Regions from separate parts of the Homo sapiens genome. Here region 2 is linked to region 1. Evidence: read pairs that join two places in POLR2A ChIA-PET (ENCODE). Cell type or tissue: CD4-positive, alpha-beta T cell. All regions are shown on one strand. Each heading gives the region's core, and the rest is flanking DNA. Links, peaks and the distances in the headings are about the cores only. Region 1 overlaps TOGARAM2 (TOG array regulator of axonemal microtubules 2). Region 2 overlaps CLIP4 (CAP-Gly domain containing linker protein family member 4).

Evidence for each region. Peaks named below come from ENCODE experiments on the same cell type or tissue, not always from the same donor. Only the 100,000 strongest peaks of a DNase experiment are listed, where the experiment ranks them.
Region 2: POLR2A ChIA-PET joins it to region 1 with 5 read pairs; 2 of 35 experiments call an interaction of 5 or more read pairs at or near these places.

What each region holds. Positions count from the first base shown.
Region 1 is chr2:28,995,153-29,004,903 of GRCh38, reverse strand. TOGARAM2 (TOG array regulator of axonemal microtubules 2) reads right to left here. Exons shown (of 20, transcript NM_199280.4): 3 at 6,651-6,761; 4 at 5,436-5,723; 5 at 2,157-2,368; 6 at 1,222-1,412. Among named protein-coding and RNA genes, the nearest start is that of TOGARAM2, 19 kb to the right of the region's middle. In CD4-positive, alpha-beta T cell, for the core only: no CTCF peak of the experiment used is centred there; DNase peaks (open chromatin) are centred at 2,923, 3,673 and 4,243; H3K27ac peaks cover 1,187 bases.
Region 2 is chr2:29,145,636-29,155,386 of GRCh38, reverse strand. CLIP4 (CAP-Gly domain containing linker protein family member 4) reads right to left here. Exons shown (of 16, transcript NM_024692.6): 9 at 2,559-2,702. Among named protein-coding and RNA genes, the nearest start is that of CLIP4, 35 kb to the right of the region's middle. In CD4-positive, alpha-beta T cell, for the core only: no CTCF peak of the experiment used is centred there; no DNase peak of the experiment used is centred there.

The sequences.
Region 1 (9,751 bases), core at 1,643-6,642:
GCACTCACACATGTACACATACACTCCACACACATGCACACACAACTCCACACAGATGCACTCATACACATACATGCACACACATACTCCACACATGCACTCAGACACACTCAGACACATACTCTTGCACTCATGCACACACACACTCAGACACACACACACATGCATGCACTCACACATATACACATACTCAGACACACACACTCTTGTACTCACATACATGCATATACTCACATATACATGCACACATACACACTCATACACATACACTCACACATACCTGCAGGCACTCATACATGTGTGCACACACAAAGACACTCAGACACACTCACTCTCACACACACGTGCTCTGACATCACTCTGGACTGACCACGGGGATGTTGCTGGCCATCTAGAGCACTGTCTTACTTACAAGCCATAACCCGATTTATGCCAACACAAAGATCCTCTTCCCCACTTGTTTGTGGGATATGAAGACCCCTTTTCAAGTCCAAAAGTTTGTGGACTGTCCCCCATACACATGATACTGGTTGTATTTTTAGTATCCATCAATTAAGAAAATATTTAATTACAAAGAGCTGCCATGAACTCAATCATGCTTTAAAATAGTGTTTTATTCATAGCCGGGCACGGTGTCTCACACCTATAATCCCAGCACTTTGGGAGGCCAAGGAGGGCAGATCACCTGAGGTCAGGAGTTTCAAGACCAGCCTGGCCAACATGCTGAAACCCGTCTCTACTAAAAATACAAAAATTAGCAGGGCATGGTGGTGGGTGCCTGTAATCCCAGCTACTCAGGAGAATCGCTTGAACCCGGGAGGCGGAGGTTGCAGTGAGTTGAGATCACACCACTGCACTCCAGCCTGGGCGACAGAGTGAGACTCCATCTCAAAATTATATATATGAGATAAAATAATTAGTGTTTTATTCATTACTCCGGCAACCTCATCCACTAAGGCACTGGGAGAAGACAGAGGCTGGAGACATTGTTCGTGATGCCATTGACCCAGCCTGCCGGAGCCAAGAGGCAGAGAAGCCCCGGCAACCATGCTGGGACCTCCCTAGGTCTGTGGCTCATGGGTGGAGCCCCCAGCCCTTTCCCTGCCTGGTGTCCCAAGAACTCTGCCACAGCATGGAGGGTCAGCCACAAGGAGCCCCAGTGGATCTCAGGGGGACAGAGGGAGAGAAGTCAGCAAGGAAGGTTTGACTTGGAGCTCTTACCGCGTGCGTGGGGCCCTCAGGCCTGTGAGGACTCCCTGGCCTGGAGGTAACGGGCTGGGAAGGGAGCCAGGCACACGGGAGGGGGTCGCTGCAACCGTCCTGGCCTTTGGGATGGGTGGGATCACGATGGCGCCCAGGGACTTCTGCATCTTCTCATCATTGCAGTGCAGGTATTGCCAGGAGATCTGCGCCTGGGAGCAGAGGCGGGACAGGGGTCTGGCCTATGGCAACATCCCATGGTGAATGCTCACCTCCAGGCACCTCACACAGTGTGGGACCTGCTGTCTCTTTTCAGCCACACCACCCTGGGACCCCCAGAAGCCTGACTGCTTCCTTACCACTCCTGGTGAGGAGACTGGCAAGCCCTTTTGTGACTATTATTATTCGTTTTTCTGTTCTCATTTCAGAAAAATCCTAGAACATCAGAGCTGGAAGGACCTTCAAACACATCTGGGCCAAACCTCTATTTTCATAGATGTGCAAACTGGGGCCCAAAGAGGGGTGTGACTTGCACAAGGTCACACAGCCAGTGAGGGGCAAACAGAAACCAAGGCCCAAATCTGAGTCCTAGCCCAGCATTCTTTGCCACACTCTTGCTTAAAATGGAGAGGGCCAGAAAGCAGGAGGAATTCTGGAACATTTAGACCAGAGAAGGCCTAGGGGACCACCAGTTCTAGGACAAAGGTCATGCAGCCTCTGGCACAGCCACCCAGAGCCCCCAGGCCAGCTATGGAGGTTTGAGATGCTGGGGGAGGTGGTGAAATGAGCACCTTGAGCCTCTCCCAGTGCTGTCCCTATCCTCACTGCAGACCTCAAGACACCTCCAGGGATGCTCAGGGCATGGAGTCAGGGGTTGGTGGAGGCTAGAAAGAAAGGCAGGAGGAAGGGAGGGCAAGAAGCTGAGGACCAGACTCACAGCAGTCGAACCACCTTACCTCCTGAGCACCGGGTCTCAACTCGTGAGGACCCGGAATGCTCCCCGGTAGGTCCAGGCCCTTCTCTTTGACTCCGCTGGCCTCAGGGGTGGTAGGGATGCTCTGGATGAGAGGCATCGGCCTGGGCACCCTCAGCAGCCTCTGAGAGGTGGCTCGGGGGATGGTGCTGTGCAGGGGAACTCCTTGGGGGCCTCCCCCTGGATCCAGAGAGGCTGTACAGGGATGGGGATGGGAAATCAGTTAGTCCCAGAAGAACAGGGAGTGGAAGGTGGATTCAGACCCCAGCAACGGGGCCTTCTGCCCTGGGAAGGACTGGGATGGCGAGGAGAGAGATCAGATCTGTCCCCAACCCCACCACTGGTAGACTGAGCAAGCAGCCACTTCTGAGTGTCTGTGCCATTCCAGAAAGGGCCAATCCAAGTTACCTGTTTAGAATTCAGAGGCAGCGTGGGAAGGAAGGGAAATAAAAGCAGTGCCAGATCAGGAGGAAGCATGGCAGGTCCTGGCCGTGGGTAGAAGCTATGTGACCTCGAGCAAGGCACTGTCTCTCTGAACCCCATTACACTTCTGTGAAATGGGGTGATTCAATAACATCACTTATATAAGATGCCAGGCAAGTACCTGCCACTGTTTCCCCTTCCTTTTCGGCTGGTGATGTGGGGCGTAGCTGTTTTGACACAGCTAACATAGTCTAAGACAGACCGCCACACTTCCAGCTCCCCTCTGAATGCTTTAGGTGCCCAACAGACATCTTCAGCGCCCTGTGCCCCACCCCATCTCACCCCACAGCCATGCCTCAGGCAAAGGCACAGGGCAAGAAGCACTGGGTTGGGCCAAGAGCTCAGGGTTATCTTTGTAAATATCAGTGATGAGGAATAAAAAAAAAAAAAAGACTAGCATTTTAACTTTCATTCTGGCCTCAACAAAACCACTGCATCAAAACAGCCAAGTCAGGCCAGGCGCAGTGGCTCACGCCTGTAATCCCACACACTTTGGGAGGCCGAGAACGGGAGGATCACTGGAGGTCAGAAGTTCAAGACCAGCCTGGCCAACATGGTGAAACCCCATCTCTACTAAAAATTAGCCGGGCGTGGTGGCACATGCCTGTAGTCCCAGCTACCGGGGAGGCTGAGGCAGGAGAATCGCTTGAACCTGGGAGGTGGAGGTTGCGGTGAGCCGAGATCGCACCACTGCACTCTAGACTGGGCAACAGAGCAAGACTCGGTCTCAAAAAAAAAAAAAAGATTAGCTGGGCCTAGTGGTGGTTGTCTGTAATCCCAGCAACTCAGGAGACTGAGGCAGGAGAATCACTTGAACCCAGAGGTTGCAGTGAGCCAAAATCGCACCACTGCACTCCAGCCTGGGTGACAGAGCGAGACTCTGTTCCAGAAAAAAAAAATTAAAAAAAAATAAACCAGCCAAGTCAAAATATCATCTCTGTTCCTGCACACTCGCTCCCCTCCTGGCTTCCGGTGCTGGTTCTGTTCTGTCTTGGAGCACTGTTGTGTTGTGGTTAGCCTGTGGGGAGCTGAAAGGATGGAAAAGAAGGGGTGTGGTCAAGTGGAGACTGTGCCACTTGCCGGGCCACCTTGAGCCCCAGCTGGGTCAGGGCACAGAGGAGTCAACTCAGCCTCAATGCAGGGGCCAGAGCAGCCCCAGCACTGCCCGGGGGCCAGAGATCCCCGGCCCTCCATGCTTGCTGAGGGGCCTGATAAGTCTATAGGTCACTGCCCATCAGAACATTAGGTAGAACAACTCCATTCTTTTTTTCCCTATGCTGGAACTTTGTAAAAAAGAAATGAAATATCTAGAAAAGGGCTTCAAGCCCCTAAGGGAGAGAGTTGTTGGTCTGGCAGCTCTAGGAGTTGTACCTACTGGAAGTTCTAAGGAAGCTTCTCGGGCATTCCAACCCCACCTTCTGCCTCCATAATGTGCAGCCAGGACAATTCCTCCCAGAGGCTCCCTGGCATTGTCCTGGGCTCCCCGGGAGCTGGAGACACCCCACGGCTCCAGGGAGAGGCTCAGCAGGTGGAGCAGTCTGCACAGGGGAGGGGAAGAACAGCCAACCACAACCCCAGGCTTGACGGCAGCAACCACGTGCCTCTTGAGAGCACTTCCCCTTTCTTCCTAAGACCTCAAGACTTCTTATTGCTCTTGTTACCCAAGAGTTCATTCCGCTGAAAAGAGCCCGTATGATTCACCCAGAAGAGGAGAGAAGGAAGGAAAATAGTAACAATGTATTAAGTTCTTCCCATATGCCAGGTGTTGAGAATTCTGTGTACAAGTTTTCATTAAACCCCCACAGTAACACAGAAGTATTATTAATAGTGTCCCCATTCCACAGAGGAGGAAATCGAGGCCTGAAATGTTACCGACCTGCCCAAGGCCCCAGAGCCAGTGAGTATCGGGGCTAAGATTTGAACTTGGCTTGTCCACCACACAGATGAGAGACAGTATAAAGTGCCTGCTGTTGAATCCCTTGTTCATCTGCTCAACAAACGTTTCTTGAGAGCCTCCTAGCTGCCAAGCGACTGTGCCTCACACCGAGATCTCAGTCACTGCCCTCTTGGAGCTGACAATTACATGCAAGATTCAGGTTTTAAATAGTCACAAAAGTAAAAATATAAATGCAAACCATGAAAAGAACTGAAGGAAAAAAATGATAGGGCATTATTGGAGAGCATCCTAAGGGGCAAACTCACATTGGGGAGTCAAGGAGGCCTCTTTGAGGAGGGCTTTGAAGCCAAGAAGGGAGGCTGGGTGGGGATTTTCTGAGTGGGAAACGGAGGAGGGGTGGGGGAGGAGCAGTGGCTCTAAACCTCAGGCAGGAAAGAGCCCACAAGCCCCAGGCCCTGGACAGCAGAGACCGAAGGCAGAGAGTGACACAGTTGGGGTGAGGCCAGGGCCAGAAGGTCTTGTGCATAAGGGAACATTTGGGATCTTAGTCTAAGCACATCCAAAACCTACTGGCTGATTTTGAGCATAGTTGGTGGAAATGGGAAGAACATTTGCTTAAAAGGATCCTTCTGGAGCAAGACTAGAAGGCGCAAGGGTGGGAATGAAGAGGCCAGTCGGGAAGCACTGCAGAGCCCGGGAGGGAGGCTCAGCTCCAAGGAGGTCGCTGAAGCCATAGAGAAGGTACCTGGTATGTACCCACCGATCACCCCCAGGGCATCCCAGCATGCCACCTGGAAGCCTGCTGACCCTCACAGCCCTGGAGGCCTGCGGCCCTTGACCTGGAAGTGGGTGGGTGAGGGGTGGGCAGGGGCCAGTGCTCACCTCGGGAAGACGCTGCCAAGCCCTCTGAGAGCCTCCTTTTCTTGAGCTTGTCCTTAATCTGGATGGTGTCCCTGGCCACGCTGTTGGCCTCTGACTCCGGAGAAGGGAGGAGCACCAGGGGCTGGTCCCCCAAAGACAAGGCCCTGAGGTTCCTGGGGTGACCATTCCTTGCCTGCCAGCCCTTGGAAGGGGTGTCCAGCTTGAGGCCACCCAGCTGTCCGAGTCCACGCAGGAGCTGTGACGGTTCCTCGTTGTTCAGCAGGGCTCTTGGCTCAGGCTGGAGAGAACCTGAGGGGGACAGAGGTGTGAATGGCTTGGCACGCAGTACCCAGGGTGGCACCAGGCACCAGCAAGCTCCTTGACATTGCTTCCTTCTAACAGGCAGCCACTTGCCTGGTGAAACCCAGTCATTTAATGTTTCAGTCACTCCTGGGGACGAGTCATTCATTCGACAGTGTCTCTGAAGCACCTAATCTTCACAAGACCCATGCCACAAGGTGCTCAGGACAAAAGGGGGAATCCACAGGCAGTCCTATGGCAGCACAGACAAGAGGCCGTGAATCATAGGGAAGGTCGTCTGCCCAGGGACCACCATCCACCAATCTCCAGGGTCCAACAAAGTCATCAGATCCCCGAGCACTGACCTATGCCAAGCACAGACTACAAGGAGGAACTCAGGCATCTCAGAGCAAATCACCCCCACCCCCAGCAGACACACCAGATGGGAGAGAAACAAAATACTCTGCACATTTAGAGGAGGTAAGAGGTTCTAGAAGACCTTCAGGAAGTGGTGCTCTTCACCTGGGCCCTGGGGGAGCATTCAGACAGGTGGGCTCTCAGAAGCTTGGCCACAACCCAGCCCCTCCAGAGACCCAGGCTGCAGATGCTGGACAAGTGGCAGAGACGCTGAGTGGACATCTTGAGAGGGGCCCCCTCCCCATTGCCAACCTGGGTGCTGAGTGCACTCCCAGGTCCAGGCGCATGCAGAGAGCCCTGCTCCCTATTCCTGCGGGTCCCCCTCTGCACACCTCCAACCTCTGAGGCACAGGATCAAAAGAACCTGCCTTTGAAAGAATCAAAGGGTATTTTCAGCAGGAGCCACAGGAAAAATAACACCTGCTGGTAGCTCGAGAACACAGCCGGCATCTACCACACTCACTCCCCGCTCCAGGATGAGGCCAGGGGCCCTGACCAGGTGAGGTCTTCCCATCTCACCTTCTCCATGAGGCAGACTGGAGTTGATGCTTCCAGGCGGGAGCACCCGGGGCCCAGCACTGGTCCGAGGGATGCTCCCGCAGTACACGGCCACGGGGACCAGGACCTTGGCTGGAGACAGAAGCACAGGAGAGCAGCACCTGAGAGTCCTCCAAGGCCAAGACTGGGAGCAAACCAAGAACACCCGGCCGTAACCCTGAGCACTCCACCCCGCAGGGTCCCTGCCCAAAAAACCAAGGCATGTGGTGGCCCCACCCCCAACACCAGAGCCTGGCAGGGCCAGGCAGGGTGCCTGTGATCTCCACCAAATCCCTCCAACCCCGCTTGCCCCAGCCTCTCAGCCTGGCTGCCTCCTCCCTCCTCGCATCCTGGCTTTGTTCCAAACCCCCCTCCATGCCTTTTCATCTCCTTCATGGGCACCCCTCTTCCATCACCCAACATCATTGACCGATGGAGTGCCCATCCCCAACCTCTGTCCACCAGCTGCTCTCCCCAGGACACTTCCTCACTGCCACACCCTGCAGATAATCCCCTACCCTACGGCTTCCGCCCTGACCAATCCCACCCGTTACAGAGCATCCAATTACCTTGCCAATTCCTTTTTGGAAGTCCCCAGGCACCTCATCAGCATGTCCTACACTGATCTTCCCTCTTCTCTCCTAACGTCCCTCGGCTCAGCAAAAGACACCCTCTATCCGCGACACAGAGATTTGTGAACACTCTCTGTGCAGTGAGACAGTAGTGGGCAAGGCTGACTCAGTCCTCAGTGAGACTTGAAGTCTGGCGGAGAACACAATGATTAAGAAGCAATGACAGTGCGGGGCCTGGGAGCCCGGCCAGAGATGGGGACAGAAAAAGCTTCCCAGAGGGAGGGACCACTGAGCTGAGAGCATACAGGGAGCAGGAGTCAGGAAAGAGGAGGGGAAGTTCAGCTAAGGCATGCGCTCCTTTAAGAAGCCTTCCATCTTTTGCCAGTTTTTAAAGCAGATTCTCTGTTTTTGTTACTGAGTTGTTTGAGTTCCTTATATATTCTGGTTATTAATCCTTTGTCGGATGGATAGTTTGCAAATATTTTCTCCTATTCTTCACTCTATTGACTGTTTCCTTGTGTCTACAGAAGCTTTTTAACTTGATGGAATCCCATTTGTCTATTTTTGCTTTTGTTGCCTGTGCTTTTGAGGTCACTGCTGGATGAATATCCAACAGAAAGTAAATCAGTACATTGAAGAGCTATCTGCACTCTCATGTTTATTACATTATTCACAATAGCCAAGACATGGAATCAGCCTAAGTGTCCATCAATGGATGAATGGATAAAGAAAATGTGGCACATATACACAATGGGATACTATTAGGCCATAAAAAAGAATAAAAAAAGAATCAAATCCTGCCACTTGCAGCAACATGGATGGAACTGGAGGTCATTATCTTTTTTTTTTTTTTTTTTTTTTTTTGAGATGGAGTCTCAGTGGTGCGATCTCGGCTCACTGCAACCTCCGCCTCCTGGGTTCAAGTGATTCTCCTGCCTCAGCTCCCCCTAGTAGCTGGGATTACAGGCACCTGCCACCATGCCCAGCTAATTTTTTTGTATTTTCATAGAGACAGGGTTTCACCATGTTGCCCAGGCTGGTCTCGAAATCCTGAGCTCATGCAATCTGCCCGCCTCTGCCTCCCAAAGTGCTAGGATTACAGATGTGAGCCACCACTCCCAGCCTGGCAGTCATTATCTTAAGTGAAGTAAGCCAGGCACAGAGAGACAAATTCTACTTGTTTTCATTCATATATGGGAGCTTAAAAAGTCAGTCTCACAGAGGCAGAGAACAGAATGGTGGTTACCAGAGACTGGGAAGAGAAGGGGGTGGAATGAAGAGAGGTTGGTTAATGGGTACAAAAATACAGTTAGATAGAAGGAATGAGAGCTATTGTTTGATAGTATAGTAGGGTGACTATAGCTCATAATAATGTATTGTATAATTCAAAATAGCTAGAATTGGAATGTTCCCAACATCAAGAAATGGCCAGTGGTTGAGGTGCTGGAAATCCCAATTACCCTAATTTGATCATTACTCATTGAATGCCTGTATCCAAATATCACATGTACACCCAGAAAATATGTACAACTATTATGTGTCAATATTTTTAAAAGAGAAAGAGAAGCCCTCCCTCTCCTGTGTTCCCACAGCCCCAGGCACAGCCCTGTGTTACTCTCTCTTCCCCATGCCTCTCTCTGTTCCTGCCCTGCAGCTTCCCTAGGAACAGTCACTGTGTCTTACTCATCTCTGTAGTACTGTACCTGCTGCTAAGTAGGCACTTCACAAACGTGGGTCCCACACCCTCCTGGCTCAGCCCTTCCCGAGCCCACCTCAGGACCATCCATGGGGACCTAAGCCACCACCTGGAGAAGCCACCACGCAGGTGGAAACCCAGCTCGTCCATCCCCAGGCTGCAAGACTCCTAGTCTGGAACTCAGGAGCCTGGGTTCCCACTTTTTCCACCTGTGTGACCTTGAGGAAATAAGCTAACTTCTCTGAGTCTCAGTTCCCACATCAGTAAAGCAAAGGAGTTGACAGCACTAAAGGTTCATACAACATCTTTATCCTATTTCTAGATTTGTAGATTTTTCTTTCTAAGATCTCAGCACCTCCCACTTCTCCACTGGAATCTACATTCAGGTGGGATCTGCTTTAGCACTAAAGTAAGCAGGTCTTTTCCGATTCATATGTCGAAGCCCCGGGGAGTTCTGCCGTGTGCATCATGCGCTGTCTCCTGAACCGCTGCTCTGGCCATCCTGCTTCTCTGCCTTCCTTCCAAATGGCCATCTGGCCCCTGCTCCAGCCCATGCAGGATGAAGCAGCTCTGCACCTTGCTAGCACCCATTTCATCTGGGGCAGAACCAATCCCCTCACTTTCCAGGGGAAACTGAGGCTCACCCAGCCAGCTCCCAAAAGCAGAGCCAGGCCTCAAGGCCCATCTCCTGATGCTAACTGGCCACACACTGCTCCCACTACCCCACTTGGTTGGCTAAGGAAACAGAGTCGTTCACCCTCCCTGAGGGCCCGGCCCATATCCCCTGCCCATCCACATAACCTTGACCACAGAAC
Region 2 (9,751 bases), core at 1,958-6,957, 150 kb before region 1:
TTGGTTGTTTTTCATATCTTCTATTTCTTGGCTGAAACTTTCTTTTCATTTGTTTCAAGAGTGTTCACGTTTGATTCTTTTTTTTGTTCAGAAACAGGGTCTTGTTCTGTTAGCCAGGCTGTAGTGCAGTGGCACAATCATAGCCCATTGCAGCCTAAACTCCTGGACTCAAGTGATCCTCCTGCCTCAGCCTCTAGAGTAGCTGGGACTACAGGTGTGCACCACAATGCCCAGCTACACCCTTAATTCTTGGAGTGTGGTTACATTACTTAAAATCTTTATGTGTTCATTGCAATGTCCATGTCATCTCAAAGCTGCTATGCTTGGACTGTCTTTTTCCTTGTAAGAGGTGTTGACTTTTTCATATTTTGGGTAATTTTAAATTGTATCTTGTGTCTTTTGAATATTATGTATGGACACTGGAATAGGTCTTGTTTAAATCCTATGGAGGATGTTGACTGTTTCATTTTAGCAGGCAGTCAACCCATGTAGCCTCTGGGCAGAAGTTCCTGACCACCCTCTGTGCACTGTGGTTCTGATGTGGGTTCCGCTTCCGCAGCCTCTGCAATGCTGTTTGAATTTGTCTCATGTGCTGTGCAGCCCAGTAGTCAGGCTGGGACCCAAGCAGTGGTCTACCAAGGAGACCAAAGGCTTTGGTCAGATCCATGCATACACCACTTGCAAGAAGACCTAGGAGTTCACAGCCAAAATTGTGAGGCCTCTTTCTTGAGTCCCCTCCTCTCTATGATTTCCCTGACACTTCCTGCTCCTGGGCATCCCTTCCCGGTATTCTGAGTAGAATGTCTAAGCTTTCGTTTCCTTGCTCTGTCATACAATCCTGAGACTGATTGTGCCTCTGGGGCCAAGCAGTGAGAAAACAGAAGAAAAACCAATGTGGATTCCATCTATGTCCTTGGACCAAAGTTTCTCTGGTCAGAGACATGGATTTCCCTTCCTTGGGGTTTCGGGTGCCTGCCCATTCACAGCTGCCCATCCATACCACGTAGGACTGCCTGGGGACTGGATGGGAAACAAGGGAAAGAAAAGGCAAGCAATAAAGATAACAGGTGATTTCATCCACATTCTATCTAATAGGAGACCCCTTTTCTGCTCCTCAGACCAGAAATAGAGGGGGCTTCTCTTGGAGCTTTCTGTCTATATTTACCGTATACTTCTGGGCTTCAGGTTAAAAGGATGCTACTTATAATGCCACCAAAAAGTATGGAGTACCTACCAATAGACCTAACAAGGCAGATATAAAATACCTGTAGAAAAAAATTACACAATTTTGTTGGGATATTTTCAAAGGGCCTAATTAAACAGAAAGATATTCTAAACTCATAATTTAAAAACTGACTATTGTAAAGATGTCAGTTCTTTCCCATTGATTTAAGCTTCAACTAAAACATCAGATAAAACCTCAACAGAATTTTTAAAAGGAAACTTAACAGTTTATTGTAAAATGTATACGGAAGGGTGATTTATAAAAGCCCCAAATCAGCAAGACAATGATCAAGAATGAGATAGGAGGTTTTCCACTACTGGACATCAAGATTTATTTTTAAAAACTACTTATTATGGAGTGCAGTATTGACACAGGGATATTCAAATAGCCCAGTGGAACAGAATATAAAGGCCAGCCTAATTCTTGGACAAATTCCTTTCATCCTGGTAGAGAGCTTTCTACCTCAACTATTTACAAATTACCAAGTGTTTATTGAGCACCTGTTTTGTGCATTGCTACAGTGAAAACAACACTACAATTTACTCTCATGGTTCAGTTAAAGTTTAAAATTTTGCCGAGAGAATAGGACACTTGCACAAATAAAGCAATCCGAGGACAAAACCCAAGATAACAAATAACAATTGGGTGGTATGGATAAAAAAAGCACATACAAAGTTAGGGAATGAGGAGATTAAAGTGAACTAGAGACAGGATATGAATAAGAAGTCGAAAAAAATGGTGAGGACCTCAAAAGGCAGAAGTCAAATTACTGCACACAGATAAATAGCATGAGACAAAGTATGAAGGGAGGAGTAAGAAAATGTACGTAAAAGATGGGGAAGAGATACGATAAACCGTTCTCTTCCATAGAACTCTTCCATAGTTCTTCCATAGAACTTCCATAGTTCACCTATGGAAGCCGTGTGAGACTCTATCAATAAAGAAAGAGAGCCGCAACTGCTAGTTTCCCGAGTCAGGACTTTTTTTTGGTAAAAAAGAAGTCACTAAACATCCTTCAATAGGCAAGGAGCCTAAAGCTAGTTTTGTTCCATAAAAATTTGATGAAAGTATGAAATCTAGCCTTGAGGATAGATTATGTGTGATAAAGGTATGGAGACAGTAAAGAGAAAAAAGGAAGGAACAAATCTGAAATACATTTGTTAGGAACTGAAGTCATTAAAATTGAGGTTTAAAAACACATAAGATGCAGGTTTTATTAAATTCAGGTTTCAGAGTTGGCTAACAAAAAAAAGTGAAGCAATCTAAATATTAGGAATTCTACAAATAAAATTAAAACACTGAAGCAGATGGTTAACTTTCTGGTTTGACCTACCAGTATTTACTTTTGACGTCACATGAGCTACGTCAATTTTCTGGGACCTGATGAGAGGTACAGCAGCTTTTGTAGAAGGAGTGTGTGTTATATTCTTCCTTCGACCTTTTGCTTTACTTATCTTTGAAAGAGGTGCAAAAATACCTAAGGGAGAATGCAGAATTTTAGTGTTAAACAATTAAAACATTTCAAATAAAGGAACAAGTACAACTAATTAGTAACATAAATCTTTAATATAAACCTTTAGTGCCCACTGCATGTCCTATGATGAGAGGAAAAAAAATGTAAGACACAGTACTTACCCTCAAAGAGCTTACAATCTAGTTTTCAAGACTAACAACACGTCAATAATGTAAGAACCACATTTCAGGTGTTAAGTGAAATTCAGGAGAAAGAGAAATGAGTAAAGGTAATATTGATAGTTTTCTATCATTTTTTTTAACCTTTACGGTAACTTTTAAGAAATGTCTGTATTGTATTTGAAGACTGTTTGCCATAAATCTGAAATTTGAACCTATGTATTTCAATTTGGTTTTCTATCATTTCTAAGCAATTGGCAAATAACAGTGAGCCATAGAGCATAAAAATCTATTCTTCCATGCCAACTTACAACTCCTTTGGAAGTTATATTTATCCCACATTATAGCTTTTTATGTCCATGTCTTTCTTATCTCTCTTCCAGACTAACACCTTTTAAAGACAAAATTTAAATGTTACTTAACTCTGCATTCCCCCACTGTACCTAATTACAGTGTGTTACACATAGCAGGGATAAAATAAATCTTTCTGACTATAAAATATAATCTTCCTAAAAGGCCTGGCCCTCAGGTCCTGACAATCAGAAACAATACAGTGTACTTTGGGGAGGGGAGCGGCAGGGGCAGGGGGGTTGCCTATCTGCAGCAGCTGGGAGTACAAAATTCCACCAAAAAGGAGTTTATCCATACAATAAAATAACCAGCATACAAAGTATGCACCGACATTAGAGATAGTGAATACAGACTATAAATACCGAAATAATCTGGCTAAGATATTTAAAAAGTGAAAATAAAGCCATAATATGTATATTACACTCTTTCATTGAGTGTTTACAATCTAGCAAATATACATTATGACTAAAATGGAATATATCAAAAACAACTTGTTTTAAAGCAGGGTAGAAATGCTCGAGACTCTGTAAGAAGTGAGTGCTTTGTTAATAACTAAAAAGTACCAACTACACTACTTTCCTGCTAATCTTAAAATTCTCTCCCACCTCAGAGTCCATACTACTTTATCCTGATTTTCTTATCTTTTTTAAACTTATTTACAATGTTCTCTCTTCTGTCTCCTACCTATGAGATTTTCCATGACTTTCTATTCTTTCTCTAAATTATTTTCCTTCCCTAACACACACACACACTCTCTCTCTCTCTCAAGCCTGGTGATAATGACGACGATGATGATGATTACAACCAGTGTCGGCAAGGGTTTGACGAAAGAAATTATTTTATACTCTGGGAATGTATATTTGTATGATCTTTTTAGAAAACAAAAATCTTGACCTAATCCACTTTATAGAATTAATTTTAAAGAAATAATTATATTTAATGGTATGACAAACGTTACAAGGTTTCATCTGTATACTAAAAGAAAAAAATACATTTCAAGAGGTGACACAATTTCTACTTTACTACAATGACCCAATCACACTTCTGGAAATGAATCATGAGAAAATACTCTAAATAGGAGGAAAAGGTTGTATATCTGAATATGTCATCACTGTAATATTATTCATAAGTAGGAGAAAACATAATTGCCTGCCAATATGATGAATGAATTCACTATATCCATAAACCACTATATCATTATAACATTATAAGACAATAAAGATTATGTAGAAATATAGAAAAATATGAAAAGTAAATCAGGCCAGGCGCTGTGGCTCACATCTGTAATCCCAGCCATTTAGGAGGCCGAGGCAAGCGGATCACCTGAGATCAGGAGTTCAAGACCAGCCTGGCCAACATGGTGAAACCCCATCTCTACTAAAAATACAAAATTTAGCCAGGCACGGTGGTGCGTGCCTGTAATCCCTATCAGGAGGCTGAGGCAGGAGAATCGCTTGAACCTGGGAGGCCACTGCACTCCAGCCTGGGCAACAGAGTGAGAGACTGTCTCAAAAAAAAAAAAAAAAAAAAAAAAAGAGCAAATCAAAAAAATTAAGTTATGTATTTGATTACATTATGTGAAAAATTGTATGTGTGAATACAGGCAGCAGGCAGGATTGGAAGAAACCTAAAATAAACATTTATAAGAGAAGTCAAGCTATGGAGTCTTTTTCTGATTTGTTTGATTTGTGTCATTAATGTCATAATAATGTTCAATAAATTATGTTTTTCTTCATGTCAGGGAAAACGTGTGGTTTTCTGAACAGCAGCAAGTTGAAGGGCCAAAACCTAGATCAGGAAACAGTCACTGAAGGACACTTTTCAGTATTAGTAAACCCTCTTACGATGATTAAAAGAGAAGGGTAGCCCTCTCCACCTTTTTGTACTTTCTCTTCAACTTCCACTGACCATAAAATGTTTCTCTTCTGAGTAACCCCATCATTTGGTGAACCTTCCCCCTAACAAAGTGGGATGGGGTAGAAGGCTAAATTAATTGGAGTGGGAAGAGGAGACACCACTGGAGGCAGCAGTGCTGGGTGGAATTGCCTAGGATGTAGCATGTTGGCTTTCTCTCTCTTTCTCTTCTCCCTTTATTATGTAAGAGCTATTTCATTTTAACTTATTATGGTGATCACACAGGCAAAAAGACGAAAAGGAGAGAAAATGTACCTCTTTTACTGGAATAATGTTTATGATTATAAGTGAATAAGGTATTTTTATCAATATGAAGGCAACTTTGGCTGATATAACCTCTATCATGACTACTGACACCTTTACTTCACTATCAATAATAAATATATTTTCTAACAAAAAAATCTCACCAGGAAATCTCTGTAAGCTAAAGTATATTTGTGTATTAAATTAAATATTTAATTCTATGGCTTAAAAAGATTTCCGTAGTATATAAAACTTCATCTATATAGTTTGCATTCTTCTTTTTTTTTTTTTTTATTAGCCAAAGCATTTCAGAGAACCAAAACTAAATGTAAAGCAATGACTGGATGCATAGCATATGGGCGGCCTCTATTACTCAGTTACTCAGGCTAACTGAAGTATTGATAGGACTTTTCTCAAATCTCGACATGTAACTGTAAGGCTTAACTAAAAACAAACACATGATGAATTATTTGGAAAGACAAAAATAACAAATTTCCAGATAAACATGGCCCACTGAATATAGGTTTAACTCCAATTCTTCTTCTCCAACCCCCACTAAAATATCGGTAAGGAATAAAAATGGTATGAACTCTAAAGAAAAAAAAAAAAAAGAAAAGGAGAAAAAATACTAAACGCTTCCAAGAAGGAGGAAAGGGTCAAAAACAGAAGATGGAAAAACCTCTACCTACTTTTTGTTTTTCCTTTTTCATTTTATACTAAATAACCTGTACAACAATACTTCAAAACATCTGAACAGCAACACTGGAAGCTCAGGATAGTAGTTGGTAAACTATGGCCCAACAGCCATATCCTGGCTACTGCCTGTTTATTGGTCAATTTTTATTGAACCGTAGCCACGTCCATCTGCTTACACACTGCCTATGGCTGCCCGTTTACTACAACAGCAAAGCTGAGTAGCAGGTACAACAGAGAATGCATAGCCCACAAGGCCTACAACATTTACCATGCGGCCCCTTACAGAAAAAGTCTGTCAAACTCTACCTGAGACAATAGAGTATCTCCTTAAATATACTGAGAGAATATGAAATCCAATCTAACTTTCCTCATCCCAAATTATCACATAAAGTTTGAGGGGAGAAATCAACATGTGTTTAGAATAGAAGGTCTCAACACATTTACTTCTCATGAGTCCTTTGTCAGAAAGCTACTGAAGGACAGGCTATACCAAAAACAAGTCAACCAACAAACTGCTACATTGGGTTTCATATTCTCTCAGTATATTTAAGGTAATACTTTGTTGTCTCATGTAGAGAACTAAATCTCTCTCTTCATAGTACAAACTCACTAGATGTCTTGAACTGGAAAAATCAAGAGAGATTCACGTAAATATATTAGTTACAAATACAGATATTAATATCAGACAATACAGCTAAAAGAGTTGAAAAAGTTCTTGCCTAGTTCTAAGGAGCAGGATTTGAGGGCAGAGAAAAACAAGCTAAGAGACAGTTTTGTAATAAGCCTTGCCGTACAATCTGACTTGAGTAAACTAAGTATATGTATTCACTTTGGCAATTATTAAAAGACATAAAAACAGTAATACCACCAAGTATTAAAACTTATCATTTTCTACAGTTAAAAAAATCTAATAGGTATGAGAATTAACAGATCAATAGAACAAAATAAGCCTGAAATATACCATAGCATTGATAAGAACTTAATCTATAATAAAAGCAGCACAACAAGCCAAAGGGAAAAGATGATAGATTTGGAAAGAGAGAAAACCATTGTTGAGAAATTCCTTGGCTTCTGATTAGCCAGGGGATTCCCCAACTCCCCTCCCCTCCACCTTAAGTAGCTTAGCCGTGACCTGGGGCTCCCAGGGCTGTCAAGGGCTATACCCATTTTCACACAATCCAACACATGACCCCTGCCCCACAACTTGCCTTTGAGTACATACAAGGGGACGGGGGTATCCAGCTTTGTGCCAATCAAGCACGCCTCCCCTTGGGATAATGGGAGTTTGGGAGTCCCCATGAGTTCTGCTGGCAATCTAAATGATTCCATAATTCTGATTTACCTCTGCCCTATGTGTTGCTAAAGGCTTTTGATCCTGCCCTTAATCTGCTTGACAGGTGGCAAAGTAATCTATCGGAGGAAAATTAAAATTAAATTCTTAACCTCAAACTACTAACCAAATAAATTCCAAATGGATTACATAATTAAGTATAAAAATTAAAACATTTACATTACAGCTAGACAGGAGGAATAAGTTCTAGTGCTCTGCAGCACTGTGAGGTGAAGATGGTTAACAACAATTTATTGTGTATGTTGAAAAAGCTAAAAGAGAGGATTTTGAATGTTCTCAAATGATAAATGTTTGAAGTGATGAATATCCTAATTACCCTCATTTAATTACACCTTACATTACACAGAAATATCATTCTGTACCCCATAAATAGGTACAATTATTTGTATAAATACAAATATTTAGTGCCAACTATAAATAAAAGGAAAAATATAAACATTTAAAGAAATATAAAATGTATAATCCTTAGATTAGGAAGAATTATCAAAGCATAAAAGTAATATAAGAATTGATAAAAGTCTTTAAGCCATAAAACTACATGTCCAAAAAACATTGCAAATGAGGTTCAAAGGCAAATGACAAGCTAGACAAAATATCCATAATAAATAAAGCTTAATATCATAAGTATGTATTTTAAAACTCATCCTTTTTTAAAAAAGACACACTAATATCCCAATTTTTACTGGGAAAATAATACAAACAGGCAATTGCCAAGAAACATAAAAAATACCTATACTACAACAAAACACTTTAAAAAGTGTTCTATTTCACCACAATAAGAGAAATACCAATTAAAATATAGAAATTTTCATCTGTCAAATTGGAAAAATTAAAGGAAATGGAGCTATTCAAAATCAAATTTTCAAACAATATGTAAAGATTTGGGGAAATTACACTAGGATATTAAATAAAAATGCAGAATTTTTACTTTCCTCTTGTTTTCAAATCTTATACAATCAGCATTTTTATAAACAAACAAAAAAAGTTTTAATAGACCAAAAAAATGAGATTCCATCCTAAGTGTGTGATGAAAGGAAACTAGTTAATTTTGATAAAAGCGTGATAGCCAACAGCTCTCATCTGTTGAGTGCTTACAGGGAATCATGCACTGTTCTAGGTGCTTTATACTTTTACCAACACATTTAATTCTTGCACTAGTCCTTATGATAGTGTCATCCCTATTTCACAGAAGACAACTGAGGCACAAGAAGAGAAAGACAGTCACATAGCTGGTAAGTAAAGAAATCGAATCACACAAAAGCAGTCAGACTCCAAAGTCCATCCGCTTCATCATCATCATCATACCACACCACCTCACCATCAGGCCACAAGATGAATACTACACAATCGTGGAAAACAATGTTCTAAAAGAATATTTCATTTCAAGGAAAAGTATTCACAACATAGTAAGTGACTACAAAATCAAATTGAAATCAATAGACAGGATAGGTGTGTGTGAGAGAGAGGAAGAATAAATTTACCTAAACATGTCAGAAAGAATTTACTTAAACATTTGTCAGAATTTACTTAAACATTTGTCAGAAAGAGAAAGAAACCTCGCAGAGTTTCAAAGAAACCTCAGGAATGCGGTCATAAAGTTGGCCTTGCTTGATTTTTCCAGTTTTCCAAGTTCTTCATGACCTCCAGAGCTCTGTACTTCCTTGATAACCAAGTCCCTCCCTTGGCCACAACACTACTAGGTGCAGGATTTGAGGGAGGTCTGCAGAGCTGGGCGTGCCCCTGGTCAGAGGCCTTCTCCCAATCACTATACTGCTGGCAGCAAGAATCAAGGGCAGCCCAACAGCTCACAGCCTACTAACGAAAAAACCCCTCTCATCACTGTCTCCCCACTAAAAGCCACCCAAGAGACCAGTCCCAAGAAAGACACTTTCCCAAAAACATCATTGAGACAATTCCATCAGATGCCCTCTTCACCAGTCACTACCAGACACCCTCCTAAACCTTTCCATCATGGCCTCTGAAATTCATGGTTGGCCAGGCACAGTGGCTCATGCCTGTAATCCCTGCACTTTGGGAGGCCAAGGTGGGCAGATAACCTGAGGTCAGGAGGTCGAGACCAGTCTGGCCAACATGGCGAAACCCTGTCTCTACTGAAAATACAACAATTATCCAGCCATGGTGGCAAATGCCTGTAATCCCAGCTACTCGGGAGGCTGAGGCAGGAGAATCGCTTGAACCTGGGAGGCAGAGGTTGCAGTGAGCCGAGATCGAGCCACTGCACTATAGCCTGGGCGACAGAGCAAGACTCCGTCTCAAACAAATAAATAAATAGTGGAAAGCTGCGCCTGATCTAATGCAAGGCTAACTCTTATACTGAA